Regions from separate parts of the Homo sapiens genome. Here regions 1 and 3 are each linked to region 2. Evidence: chromatin contacts called from ENCODE Hi-C data. All regions are on one chromosome and are shown on one strand. Each heading gives the region's core, a stretch centred on a gene start or an enhancer-like site at or near the end of the contact. The rest is flanking DNA. Distances are from core to core; before and after follow the strand shown. Region 1 overlaps LOC105374235 (a long non-coding RNA gene). Region 2 overlaps LINC02015 (long intergenic non-protein coding RNA 2015). Region 3 overlaps LINC00578 (long intergenic non-protein coding RNA 578).

Evidence for each region. Hi-C counts contacts between places; a loop is a spot of excess contacts on that map. Pooled maps may share reads with other maps.
Region 1: a map of gastrocnemius medialis shows a loop between it and region 2 (2.1-fold over the local background). The contact joins two enhancer-like sites. A Hi-C loop is called at or near these places in 10 of 168 maps with a recorded cell type or tissue (IMR-90, MCF 10A, PC-3 and 7 more) and 9 of 50 pooled maps.
Region 3: a pooled map shows a loop between it and region 2 (2.4-fold over the local background). The contact joins two enhancer-like sites. A Hi-C loop is called at or near these places in 1 of 37 single-sample maps with no recorded cell type and 3 of 50 pooled maps.

Annotation. Positions count from the first base shown.
Region 1 is chr3:178,318,892-178,323,292 of GRCh38, reverse strand. The region is part of intron 2 of LOC105374235 (a long non-coding RNA gene); the gene reads left to right. Among named protein-coding and RNA genes, the nearest start is that of LINC01014, 98 kb to the left of the region's middle. RefSeq lists a silencer at 3,126-3,326. Within about 2 kb of position 2,777, at least 6 of the 41 ENCODE cell types and tissues checked have a DNase peak (open chromatin) inside an H3K27ac peak, as active enhancers do; they include gastrocnemius medialis, where a contact is called at or near this core.
Region 2 is chr3:177,827,821-177,832,780 of GRCh38, reverse strand. The region is part of intron 1 of LINC02015 (long intergenic non-protein coding RNA 2015); the gene reads right to left. Among named protein-coding and RNA genes, the nearest start is that of LINC02015, 13 kb to the right of the region's middle. Within about 2 kb of position 2,125, at least 5 of the 41 ENCODE cell types and tissues checked have a DNase peak (open chromatin) inside an H3K27ac peak, as active enhancers do; they include gastrocnemius medialis, where a contact is called at or near this core.
Region 3 is chr3:177,536,457-177,541,332 of GRCh38, reverse strand. LINC00578 (long intergenic non-protein coding RNA 578) reads right to left here. Exons shown (of 4, transcript NR_047568.1): 2 at 1,840-1,938. Among named protein-coding and RNA genes, the nearest start is that of LINC00578, 97 kb to the right of the region's middle. Within about 2 kb of position 2,137, at least 9 of the 41 ENCODE cell types and tissues checked have a DNase peak (open chromatin) inside an H3K27ac peak, as active enhancers do.

The DNA of each region.
Region 1 (4,401 bases), core at 1,528-4,027, 490 kb before region 2:
TTTTGAATTCTTTAACTGTATAGAAAAAGAATTCATAATTCATAGGCTTGCAGGTTGTACACAAGTAGGCAGTAACCAGGTGGATATTGAGTCAGTGGCCTGGAATCAAATCTGGACTCTAACATATGCTAGGACTTTGATAAAACAATTCACCTTTCTGAGTTTTTCCTGGACTTTAAAATGGAACTGATAATATCCACTACACAGTGTTTGGTGAGGATTTAAAGATAATACGTGAGGATATGCCAACACAATATATTTCCAATAATAGAAAAATCCATATCTGAGTTATTTTTGTCTTACCTAAAATTATGGTAATATCTAGTGGAGAGAATAAATATTCACGCTCCTCTAGTGTATATAGCAATAGAATAGGCCTTTTAAATATAATTAAACCCATTATGTTTTCTTTAACATCCACTGGGTTTTGCTCTTCTGAGTGTCCCTCAACATTCACACATAGTTATTTCACATTTCTAAGGTTTTTTATTCTGTAATATTCTCCTGTTTCTTCAGAAAATAGTTTACTGGGTGATGTGTGGGATGTGAAACACAGGTTACTGAGAAGCTTTATAACTTCATTTTTGGTTTAGAGCAGTGGAATGGTCAACCGTAATATTTTCTCTACTTTGAAAGGTTTTTTCTTATATTTAAAAAAGTAATTGTAATTTTTACCACTTTTTGAAATGTTTTCTGATAGTGTTAAGCCTTAAAAATAAATTTCTAGAAGTACCTTGAGCAAACACTTCATTTAAAAACAATGGAACAGCAACACCTGACCCCTGAGTCTCTTCTGAGCTTCTGTGAAACTTGTTGGGCACTACTTATTAGGAACAAACGATTACATTCACTTCTGCATTTCTGTAAAACTTATTGAGCACTCACTAGGTGGGCTTTGCTCCACCTTAACTTTGTTTCCCTTGTTTCTTACTCTCTTCCCTATCCTCCTTCCTCTAGATCATAATTGTCTAACTTATACTTATGTCCTTAAAGCAATAATTGCAGATAGACAAACTCCTAGCTCAAAGATACAACATTTCACAAAGCTTTCTTTCTTCAAACTGCAGACACCCTAGTGACTCTGTCTAGAAATGGTTGTCATTTGCACTGCTGTGTTTTCAGTCACTTCAGAGAAACTAAAATATTCGAAATGGAGAGAGAAAAATGCAATAAAAAATTGAGGCTCAATGGCTTTTGTATTTACACCTCATCCTCAACCCTGAGCGTCAGACTCTCATATCCAGCTGCCAATAAACTTTTCCACCTGGATGTTCAAATATTCGATTGTTGTGTATCTTGCTATGTGAAAGGCCCAGTATTTATGACAAGCATTCTAAACTCCAGTCACTCACACACTATTTGTTTGTAGAACCTCCCTAGCACTTTCTTCACTGTCTGCCCCCTGCTCCACTATCCTTTTCTGCCTGGGTAGCACATACACATTTCTGCAAAGCCTCCCCTGACTTCAGCCCTCTAAAGCTCCAAGTATAAATTTGATGTCCTATTCAGTGTTTTACCACATTGTATGGCAGGCAAGCATTGGTTAACTAGGCCAGTGCCCCTACTGCACTGTGAACCTGGAGGGCCAGACTGTGTGTTTTATTTCCAAACCCCTAAATCCAAGCATAGATAAGACCCAAAGCTAGATACTTATTATTCCTAACCTCGATATTTTTTCTGAGTCCATATAAATGACACATCCAGATAGGCAATTGCATTACTGTGTAAATGATCCCTTCATCATTGATAAGACAGAGACCCAGTTCAAATGTACTTTCTAATTGCTTGATTTGGGCAAACCACTCATTTTCTCTGTGTTTCTGTTGATTCTTCTAAATGAAAATAATAGCACTTACTTTGGCTTAAAGGTGGATATATTTATCTAAACAATAGATTACATGCAAATGCAAGATGTTTTCATTATCATCTGCTAATGTTTTTTCTTTTTTTTTCTTTTTCTTCTAAGAAAAAAGAATGGGAGAGGGAGTTGTGTCGTGAAAGACACACACAGGTTCTTTTAGAGCTGGAAGAGAAATTGAAGTTAAATCTGCCAATCTCTAAAGTTTACAGATGGGAAAAGTGAGATCCAGCACAACACAGGCTTGCTGGAGTCATGTGGACCATGGGTAGCAAAGCCAGAAGTGCTTTCTGGCCAGTTCCCAGCCAACTGTGATAGCTGGTTGCTTCTCCTAGCAAGATTAGCAATGAATCCTAGGCAAATAAATGTTTAAAAAGTACCATTGATTCTATACCTGCCAACCAATTTCCAGGGCTGGCAATCTGGCCTCTAGGGGAAGGGACAGTCCTGTGGGGGAATATTACAACTGGGAAGCTTCCTGACATGGAGGCACCATTAACATTCAGATTGTTTTCACAGAGGGTAGGCTGTGTTTGGTCTGCCAAGGGGAGAAGGAGGAAGCAACAAAATTCTGATTTCTCCTATTTCCTACTATTCTTTGTGTCATGTTTACAGTGCAGGGGGTGGATAGGACAGACTGGCATCTCTCCTGATGCCACCTCCCTCCATGGAGCCCCCCGCCAAGGCTCACTAGCAGTCCTGTGAGATGAAGATTTTATGCTGGTATCCTGGCCGGCTTCCATCTGGCCAAAGGTATTTTATCTAAATATTTCCAAGGCGCCTATCTCTGCAGTATTGAAGTGCTCAATTAGATATGGCCTAAGTCTCTGAAGCATATCAGTGTGCACTGCTGAACAGCTGCTGCATTCCAACAGAGGGTGAAGTCATCTCTATATATAGAGCATGGCAAGCTGTTTGGAACTGAGGCAGATTTAAGCAGGCAAATGCACACCTGAGTTATAAGTCAGTCACCTGCCCAGAGTGACAGAAGGGTCTGGAAAAATCTCTACTTCCTTAAGTGGTGACTAGCAAGAAGACCACAGGGTTACTTTTTCAGCTATATTTTTTTTTCTGTAGTTTACAGACTCTCTTTTTTTTTTCTATCAACTCCACAATAGAGAAAATCATGATCTACAAAACTGGCTTTATTTTCTGCCATGATTTTCTCTTAACAATCTGTGATTTGTTTATTGATAAGAAGTTTGACATATATTAGCTGGTATCCAGGGGAGTATTGTCATCCTTTAAATAGCACTGTAGGAATTAAGGCATTGTGTACTTCTTCATTTAATATCTATCTTCCCTATTGGATTGTAAGCTGCTAGCTCTTGGCACAACAGAGTGAAATAAATATATAAGTTATGACCATTTATAATCTTCTTGGAGTGTGATTCTCTGGTTCCAACTAAAAGACTATAATTATTGCTCCTTCCAAAGTAATCTGGAAATCTACTAAATCCTTGGGCTAGTTCTGAGAGATATATTGCTATTAATATGGTGACTGATACGTGTCATTGGAAGGGTCCTGGAAGGTCATCTAGATCTCTACCTCATTTGAATAAACATAAGTTGCTTTGGTTTGGGGACAGGGAGACAGGGACAGGACAAATAGCTAATTGTGCAAAAATGCTTGGAAATGACTCAACCACTTAATACCTGTGTTAATCTGGGAAAATCGCAGAAGCACAATGGGCTTAAGTTCTGTCATCTAAAAATAAAATAAAATAAATAAATGGAAAAGAAAAACCTCATCCGAATTCCAATTCCCACCCAGGGCTACAGGGAGGATCTCCTTCAGAAATGTGTCTGAAAATGCTATGCAAATTATATCGCACTCAGACATGAGAAGCATATTCTTATTTTTATTACTGTGTCTTATCTGTCAGAAAAGGTCAGATGGTCACATGAGCATTCCAATTCTGGTCAGCTAGAGGCAACAGCTCCATTTCAGCCATTTCTTCTTGAGCAACTGTAATGGAGCAGCTGTAATGGTGTATCAAGCAAACAGGCAGGTGAGAGAGAGATTCCTGGGAAAGTTCAGTTTCTGGCTTCTGGTATTGCAAATCACCTGAGCAGAGAATCACTGAGACTTCCTCTCATCCCTCTTCACTCTGTCCCTTAGCAGGTAGCGACTGTATCTCATTTCATGATGTCAGAAGCCACCAAAGGTCAAAAAGCACCTAAATGAGGAACACCAGACTAGAACATTCCATTTATGACCAATGCCTTGCTTATCCCACAGCTCTGTTATCAGTTATTGAAGCTACAGCATCTCTGTGGGGATGGGGAGATAAATTACTTCCTGGGGTTATACTCTGTCTTGGCTGTCAGGACTCAGATTCCTATATGATGAATTTATAAACTGAACTTTGACTTCTGTGAAGCAGGCAAGATGCAAATCCTTGCTAGTGCTGATCTGTGGGACATGCCTAGTTTTTCATTGATTGGTTATTAAATCGAGCCAGGATGATGTAAGCACATGCTACAAGAAATGTGAATCAAGGAGCCCAAAGCAAAGAAGACCTCTTGGGATGAACAACTTC
Region 2 (4,960 bases), core at 876-3,375:
ATGTGCACATTAATAATAAATGTATATTAGCATGTAAATAGCTGAACGGCCTTAAGTGTGCATTCTGGAATTTTATACTGTGCAAAAAATATTTGCTAGAACAACCAAAGTTCTGATAAGGTAATTTAATTTTTCAACTATATTTTATTATTTATACTCAGGAATAATTTTATATTGATCTTCCCTTAGTTATTTAGAGGCCTGTTGTTTCTTTAAGGACTCATTTGTTGATCCCTGAAGGCTAAAATGTACATCTCCATTCACTATTCGGGCCACAGTTAAATAAATGTCCGAATTCTTAGGGGCAGGGGAGAGGCTACTCAAAACTTTATTCATATAGGTGTGCATTGACTTTTTTAAATTACCAAATCTAAATATCTCTTTCCCACTGCCTTTTAACACTATTTACAAGTGCTTTTGTGGCTAAATTTCTTAAATACCTTCGTCACTCTTCTTAACTGTCCATTTGGAAAGCATCTTCTCCAGCAGCACCAGATATTAGCTAGGCCCTGACCTCCTCCACCTCTCCTGGAAAACAACGTGGCTTCCAGAGTTCAGTAGGGCAAGAGAGGAGATGTTGCTGAGGTTCCTTCCTCCCAACTTCTTACCCTTACACGATCACGATCAGGATCACAGAGAGGATCCCAGAGCACAGGGCTGAGGGTAAGAGTGTGATGGGCCTTGTTTCTGACTGGTCTGCACTTCTCATGCCACCTGTGCCTCTGACTCTAGCAATGCCCCTTTCCTACTGTCATTCCCTACCCTTCTCTGCAGCTATAAGAACTGGTCTCCTTCTAGGGAGGAGAAAGAATGAAGGAAACTGTGGCTTTTTTGGATAAAGGTACAAACTCATTCTGGTGCAGTCTTCTGCATGCCTCCCTTAGCTTTCTTTTTGTAGCACATCTCTCTCACACACACACACACACATGCACACACACAAGCACACACACACAAACAACATACAACCTGAGAACAGAATAGATGTGGCAAATCCATCGGCAGCGCAGGTATCCCAATTACTAAGTCTCTCTTTAACAGAGGATCCAAGGGGTGTAGTGCATGAACAGGTAACTAGCTGGGGACAGAAAATAGAGCCCATCCACACAACCATAGAATCTGAAGGAGGAAGGGAGGTGGACACAGGGAAAATAGCTGGACTTAAAGTCAGGTCATTAGATCGCTCTGTTGTGTGAGTCACTTTCCCTCTGGGCCCTCAACTGTCCCTCTCTGCAAAGCAATAGGATAAGGCTGGATGGCATTTAGGTCTTCTACGAGTTCTAATATGCTCATTCTATGGCTGTAACATAATCTGGGTCACGGCTGCTTCCTGTTTGCCCTCTCATTCAGCCTGGCTGGTCCTGGACCTCGATGCTCCTACTCCCTTTACTGTCCATCCACCCAGCCTAGAACACACACACTGTTAAGATCAAAAGAAGGAGCCTGAAATGGAGACAAGATTACTCTATTTGTCTTAAGCAAATCCTATAACCTCTGTGGGCCTTCATTGCCTTTTCAGTCAAATGATGGCCATCTGAAGGATATTCAGATGGGGTAGTGAGTAAAGGGATCTCTACAAGCCCTTCCAGCTGTTCCAATGTAACTTCCCTAAAGAAGGTTACTTTTATTTGTGTACTTCTTTCAGCAGCTCTCTCCCATACTCAAAAACCTTTGGTGACTCCCCATTTTCATAAATGCCAAACCCAAAAGCCACTGCCTGTCCTTCAGAGCACCTTTTAATCTAGCTGCAGTTTTCTTGCCCAAACTCGTTTCACTCTATACTTATTGCCCGCCATCCCTCACCTCAAACTCACTAGTCCAGCCAGGTTTTTCCACAAACACATGTAACCTCAATCCCAGTTTTTTCCCCACTCCCATGCTGCTTCTTTATTCATGAGCCTGACACATGGTAGGCCCTCAATACAGGTTTGTGGCTTGACTGTTAAAGCATTCTCTCTCCCACATCCAAACCTCATCCCAGTTTCCAAGGAACAGATTAGGCCTTACCCCATCTGTGAGGCTTGCCCTGGTTGCTGTGAATTACATGATCATGCTCTCTAATCTACAGAATTTATGACGTGACACACAATTTAGGACTGACAGTCATGACCTCTTAATCACTGTTGAAAGTGTGGGGAGGGAAATTTACTACCCCTTATGAGTAAACATTCTGAAGACGAGTAACAAGGCTTCTATTTCTTTATAATTACCACATCACCTAATCCCACACTGAATCCTTGAGAGGTACTCAGGAAATATTAGACCGAAAGGCTGGGAGGTGCTCCAAGAACATTTCCTAACCAGGATGAATATCATTCCTATTGTACAATCTCCACTTGGCAAAATGCACATCTTTCAAGAGGAAATTCAAACGCCAGTTCAATGTGGCCTTTTCTCTATCCTGCTAGGCAGAGCTTGCCTTTTCCCTTCTTACAAATGTCTATCTGTACTTCTCTCATTGCTATAACTATTCGTTTATATATCTGTCTCTCCACCTAAACAATAAATTATTTTCCTTGAGGAAAATTTTAAAAAATTTACTTTTGTTATAATTCCATGCTCAGTACCATTCCCATAATATAATAAATGTTTAATAATGTTGAACGAATGTATAGAAAATATGCACATGCCCTCTAGGAAAACAGTGCATTTGTGCTTTATTTTCTCTCTCTCTGAACTTGGTGAAATCAATTTTTGACAAATTGAGATGAAGAACTAATATGAGGCTTGGCATCCACTTTGCAAGTTTATGATCTAAGTTGCATACAGAGTTAAAGGACAGAATTATCCATGGGATTATAATATTTATGACAAGTCTTCTCCACTATGACCTTTAGTAGTCCTGGGTGGCTATGCATGGATACTGCACTGTCTGGCTTTTGAAATCCACATAAAAGAATCATTAAGTATTTAAAAGCCACCATTAAGAAATTAAAAGAGTTAATATGTTAGAAAGTATAAAGATTTTATTTGTTACAATATCTTCTGTGGGGTGGTCCACAGAATGCGGTAAGATATAAATGGGGAGCTACTTTTAACACCACACGTGTACCTCTCATCATCACTATCTACTTTGAACTTTGTTTGTTTGTTTGTTTGTTTGTTTTGAGATGGAGTCTCGCTCAATGTTGCCCAGGCTGGAATGAGGTGGCGTGATCTCGGCTCACTGCAACCTCCACCTCCCACATTGAACCAATTCTCCTGCCTCAGCCTCCCAAGTAGCTGGGATTACAGGCGTATGCCACCTTGCCCAGCTAATTTTTGTATGTTTAGAAGTGACAGAGTTTCACCATGTTGGCCAGGCTGGTCTCAAACTCCCGATCTCAAGTGATCCGCCCACCTTGGCCTCCCAAAGTGTTAGGATTACAGGCACAAGCCACCGCACCCAGCCTCTATTAATTTTTTTAAAGATAGTGTCTCTCTCTGTCACCCAGGCTGGAGTAACAGATCATATAGGTCACTGAAGCCTCAAACTCCTGAGCTCAAGCAGTCCTCCTGCCTCAGCCTCCCAGGAAGCTAGGACTGCAGCTGCGCACCACCATGCCCAGCTAATTTCTGTTGTTGCTTGAGAGAGGGTCTCACTGTATTGCCCAGGCTGGTCTTGAACTGCTAGCGTCACGTGATCCTCTGGCTTCAGCCTCCTGATGAATGTAGTTTATTAATGTATTACTTATATTCTTTCTTTAATGCATATTATTCAAGAGCAGGGATAGTTTGAGACATGTCTCTCTTCTCTGTAGCACCTAACACAATAATTTCTGTGGGTCAGAAACTATTTCAATAAACAATTACTGCATGAATTTATTAAAGACCATATTCCAAGTTCCTGGTTTAATATTCAAGTTTAATGCTTAAGATTCTGGTGAATACTGAAACTGAGCAACATGGCAGAAATTACTCTTATCACAGTATCAATAATGGATGTCCTCTGCCTAAGCAACCAGTTTGTTTTACACAATCATCTTCTTGAATTATATTACCACTCTCATTACCACTTGTAGCAAGCATGGGGGATTCAAGATACAATTTCATATTCAAAACACCATCTCCTTCTTTTCTACCTTTGTTTTCCATTTATCTAACTTTTCCTATTAATTTAAATTTAATATCATTTTACTATATATAATATGCTTCTTTGTAAGCTATCTTAAATTACTTTCAGACCAAACAGGTCCTCATGAACATAAATAAAACAGATCCACAGATATAACAAATATAAATGAATAATAAAATAAAATCTGAAATTTTCTTGATTGAAACTAATTCTTGATTTAAATTATTTTTACATTTGCTATTGATAAATTTCTTTAAATTGTTATTACTGAATCACAACTTTAATCACTCTATAGATTGTTCATAATTTTGCTCATGCTTAAAAGATAACTTTTGCTTTCCATTTAGTCATCTGGCCTTATTACTACACACTTCCAAGTTAGCTAGTGGCTAATGGGGAAAAAAGAGTGAGAAGATGAATAATTGTCTTCAAGACAATCTCTGTATTTTAAGAGCTGTGATATATAATAATATGATCAACACATACAGCACTTACTATGGGCCGGCACTGTACTAAGAACTTATCACCATTGAATCTTAACAACAACCGTAAAAGATGACACTGTCATTATCATTCCATATTAGAGATAAGCAAACTGAGGAACTCAGGCATTTGGTAACTTTCCCAAGATCACACCACAAGTACATGACAGAACCAGCATTGAAACCAAGGCTGGCTGGCTCCAGAGTTGTGCCCCTAACCACTTTGCTACACTGCCTCAACTATGCTGTCTCTTCCGAGTCCTTAACATTGAAATATTAGCTCCCAGCATTGTTCAAGAACTACTGCAAGTAATAAGAGGTAAATGGTGAACAGATGATCAGTTATGCCGCTGCAAGTAAAAGACAATTGCCCCCACAAATCCCACTGTTCTTAAGATGACATTTCCCAGCACTTACCCCTCCTAGC
Region 3 (4,876 bases), core at 888-3,387, 290 kb after region 2:
GATAGTACTCAGTAGAAAGAGCAGGGGGATCGGCCAGGCATGGTGGCTCATGCCTGTAATCCCAGCACATTGGGAGCCCAAGGCAGGTGGATCACCTGAGTTCGGGGGTTTGAGACCACCAGCCTGGCCAACATAGTGAAACCCCGTCTCTACTAAAAATACCTAAATTAGCTGGGTGTGGTGGTGTGCATCTCTGGTCCCAGCTACTCAGGAGGCTGAGGCAGGAGAATCGCTTGAACCCAGAAGGTGGAGGTTGCAGTGAGCCGAGATTGCACCATTGCACTCCAAACTGGGTGAGAAGAGCGAAACTCTGTCTCCAAAAAAATGAAAGAAAGAAAGAGAAGGAAAGAAAGAAAGAAAGAAAGAAAGAAAGAAAGAAAGAAAGAAGAGAGAGAAGAGAAAGAAGAGAAGAGAAGAGAAGGATTCATGAAGTTCTAGTCCACCTCTTCCTCAACACAGCTGTGAGGCAAGGAGCAAGTCATTTGCCCTTTCTGAGCCTCAGTTTCCTCATTGTAAAATGGCAAAAGTAATATGTGAAATGTCTTGGGAATTAAAGTGCCACTCAAATGTAGGAGATGATTAGTAACAGAATCATAGGACAGTTTTCCATTGAGCCCAAAGGTACGAGCAGCACAGTCCCTACCTAATTTGGTGCTATGGTGCAGCTATGGCTAAGAGTCGATGCAAATGGAACCCTCATGGGTGTTACCAACTGTATCCTCGCAAGAGTAGTTTTCGTCTCCCTGCACCTTAGGCCTTCAGAAATGAGTTTTTCCAAATATTGTTTGAAATCACAGAAAGAATTCACAACCAGAGTATATATACCTGCTTCTTTGAATAAGTGCTTCTTCTCTTACAAGCACTGAATCTAAGATCTGAGGCTAAAGATGGGTGAAACTCTTCCTCATACTCTCTAGGGATAAAGTAGTGGCATTCTTCATGTAAAATGGACTCTCTCCATTGGCCCCATGTAGTATAATGTTCAGATTTACAAATTTGTATTTTATTCCCTCCAATGAATGCATAGCAATATATAATACAGATAGATCCAGTTAAAGACACTTTCAGACCCTGAGTGACTGAGTTTAAAAAGTCAAACACAGAAATTAGACAAATGATATATGTGAAGTAAAGAGAATTTGGAAGCATTGATCAACAAAGAGGATATATTAAATATAGAGATGAAGAAAAGTAACTTGAACTGAATGAAAGAACAATGAAAATGTTACACAACATTTTAAAAGAGGCACCAATGACAAACATTGGTTGAGTAAATAATTATCTTAGGGAAAAAGTCAGGAGAGCACCTTAATTAAATTACTTAATTTAATTAAAGAGTTTCATTAACTTATTAAAACCTTCAAAAATCCATGGGTTTCCTCTAACAAAGCCTGCTGAAGCCCACTGTGGGCGGGATGCTGTGCTCTCAGTGGAAGGGTAATGCCAGAGAAGAAGATGGAGGAGAACTGGGTTTGAGCCCCAGTGTTATCCTTTGCTGCAGGACTTTAAGCAAGGTGCTCAGCTTCTCTGGGTCTGGTTTCTACAACTGCAAGATGTGTGATTAGACTAGATTAAAAGTAGCAAACTGGAGATCAAAAGGCTGCTCTCCAAATGAACCATAACAAAAACATTTTGGAAACTACATAAAAATCAAGACTGCTGGATTTTCCTGAAAAGTTAGAGTAGCCCCTCACTTTGGTTAGCCTTACTGTACGCAATAATAGGCTGGAGCTGATTGTCTTTCTGCCAGGGGAAAGTATAGTTCCCTAGTGGTATGTGGAGTCAGCAAATGTCTGCTTACACAATTACACTTTGCCCTGCTTCACTCACTTAAATTACCTGCCCGGGCCTGGGAGCATTTACATTTGTACCACTGAATAGCTGTTCTCCATCATCCCATTTGGTCTTCAGACTCCATAATCCTTTAAAGCTCTGCACCTGGAATGAAAAATCCAGCACAGTGAATTCTCGTCTTACTCTCTAATTTCAATCATCCCACCAGTTGGAGAAAAGCACTTAGAGATTTGGATCTAGAAACTGAAACGTATGTACTGATGGTCTGAAAACTCTTTAAAAAATAAACTAACCACCTTCCACCCCTCACGTGTCACTGTGGTATTTACTTTAGCTTCCTGTTCATCCGCTTTGCTTCCTGTCCAAGTTGATTTCTGCTTTACAGTCAAATGTACAAAGACTTTCCATAGTAATCAATTTCAAAGCATAACATTAATCTTTTTCACTTGAACCAAACACTTCAGAAACCTAAAATGCTAACTTAATGAGAATAATACCTGGATGCCAAAGATGGAACCCTTGAAGCTTTTTAAACAACTAAAGGATTTCCTGCAAACACTAAATCTTGTCTCTTACCCCTTTTTAAACCACTTCCATAAAAGGAAATATATTCTATTTTGACCAGACCGAGCACAAACACAAGGTTAAAAATGTTTGCCTGACACTTTTCAATACCCCTGCTTTGAATGCAGCAGTTTGTTTTGCTGCCGTATTTCTTTCAAATGATGTGCTTTGTGAGAATTCTAGATTCATCAAAATACCTATAAGCAAAGTTTTTAGTAGAAAGCGTTAGCTAGCTGCTTGCATGCTTTTGAATGTGAGAGATTTTCCCATATGTTGCCATATCATTTAGATTATATCTAAGTGATGCCAAAAAACTGGAGGAAAAGAGGGAGATTCTATTATCTATGTTTTATCTGCAAGTCACCAAACAGATAGCTGTTTCAGATCACCCAGCTGTGTGGCAACATATAGCTAAAACATCTGGGTGATTAGCTGAATTACTCATTTTCATCAAGACATTTTGTTCTCCTATAGACAATATCTGAGCTGTACACATGGATGTGTACAGTATATGCGTGTGTTTACCTATGTACATGTGTCCCTAAGATGACAAATTTAAGCAATTGTTTTAGACACAAAATGCAGGGTGAGATCTCCCTTCATCTCCTGCTGGACGATTCTAACAACCAATGGCTCTTTTCCATCTATGCCTGCCAACCCTGAATCAGGCCAAGGAGCAAAGCTGGGAGGTCAACCCAGGCAAAGCCAGCAGAAAAGGGCTGTACTTCCCTTCTTTGCAATCCCAAGCCAAGAATTGCTGACCCTGAGTGTGCACACAAATTGCTGGTAGATGAGGCATTGGGGAATGCAGCAGGGGCGGGAAGAATCACAAAATAATAGAAAGCTACTATTTAAAATGTGCATATTCGGTACAAGGCTCTAGGCTAAATGTCTTTACCTGCATTGTCCCATTTGATTCTCACAATAACTCTTTAAGGCAAGAACTATTATTCTCACTCTCCTACTTTTTTTTCTTTGGTTTTTTGGTGGTGTTTGTTTGTGTTTTTTTGTTTTTTTTTTTTTTTTTTTTTACAAATGAGGAGACTCAGAAAAGTTAAGTAACAAGCAAGTGTCTGTATTTGAAGGCAAGTTTGTCTGACTTCCAAACACACCTCTTAGTAATGCAACTACACTGCTTAGTCTGGGTTGCAGGTGGCCACCCTCCTCAAAGTGACACTGGAGCACTTTCAAAGCATGTCATCCCAGGCTGAGATGATAGTCCTGGTTAAGCTCCCTCCCCACAAGATTATAAAGTAGAGTAATGGTGACAACTGCCCCTGTGCTGATCCAAAGCTTCACTACTGAAACCTTAGTTAATTCCCTAAAATCTTTGAGCAGGGTTCGGGAGGAAGAGGGAACCAAAGTTACGCAGTCTTCACAATAAAAATACATGCCATTTGAATCACTAAAGTGGGCAAGGTATAATTTATACTGTTATATTTCAAGCTGACTAGTTCCTGTATTTTCTAACAAGTCCAGTCTCAAACATTCTCTCTCTCATTGTCAATCTATCTATTTTGATTTGGGGTTTATAAAATTAGACTGCTGAACTCCCATGGTAGACTGTGACCTCATCTACCATCTTGGTATGTTACAGTTATTTGAGTTATGGATGGCTGCAATTATTTTATTAAATATATGCTCACTATAGCACTTTTAATATATGGCCATTAAATATTGTGCTTAAGGGGACACTTCTCCCGGAAAAAAAAAATGCATGTTTTTTATTCTTGGAATCTGGGCAGGAATGATATATCACATCATGGTACCATGAGGCAAACAATAGAAGATATTGAACACAGAAAACTTTTGAAACTAAACAAGCAAATAATTGTCATCCCAATTATTTCATTATGGCTGACAATAGAATGACACAAAAGACTGAGTGAGTGGCTCCCAGAATGGCATGACAATCATAAAAGACTCAAGACACAAAGAGACAGCAGAATTCATACAATATGCAGTGTACAGTAAAACCTTGTTATTCTGATCACAGATCTTTTTCCCCGAGTAGTATGTAATTCAAAACAATTCCCACTCCTCAACTGCCTAGACAGTCTTATTGTTAGTTTATTAAAATACGAGCTCATTTTAACCTGGCTAATTCAAGTCAAATTTTGCCAGCCCCTTACATGGTAACTAATGAGATTTTACTTCAACTCTGTTTCATCTCCTGGCCTCTGACTACTCCCAAATTAGTTTCACAAATGCAATTGTGCAGAGTAAAAGAAAACCACCATACTGAATGGTAATAACACATGTGGAAAAATATATGTTGAATAGCTGTTCTTTCATGACTTTCTGAGTTCTCTGCCCTTTTTAAAATTTCCCTTATGTTTATATATTAAACTATAATCTGAATGTACTCAAAGCATGTGATTTATAGAAAAAGAGAAGGAAAGAGAGGAAGAGAGATTTAAAGTTTTTCACTGCTAAGAAAAACCATTAGTATCTAATAATAATAATATATCATAATAATGCAATGTATTGGCACTGACTACATGCAAAAAAATTTTAA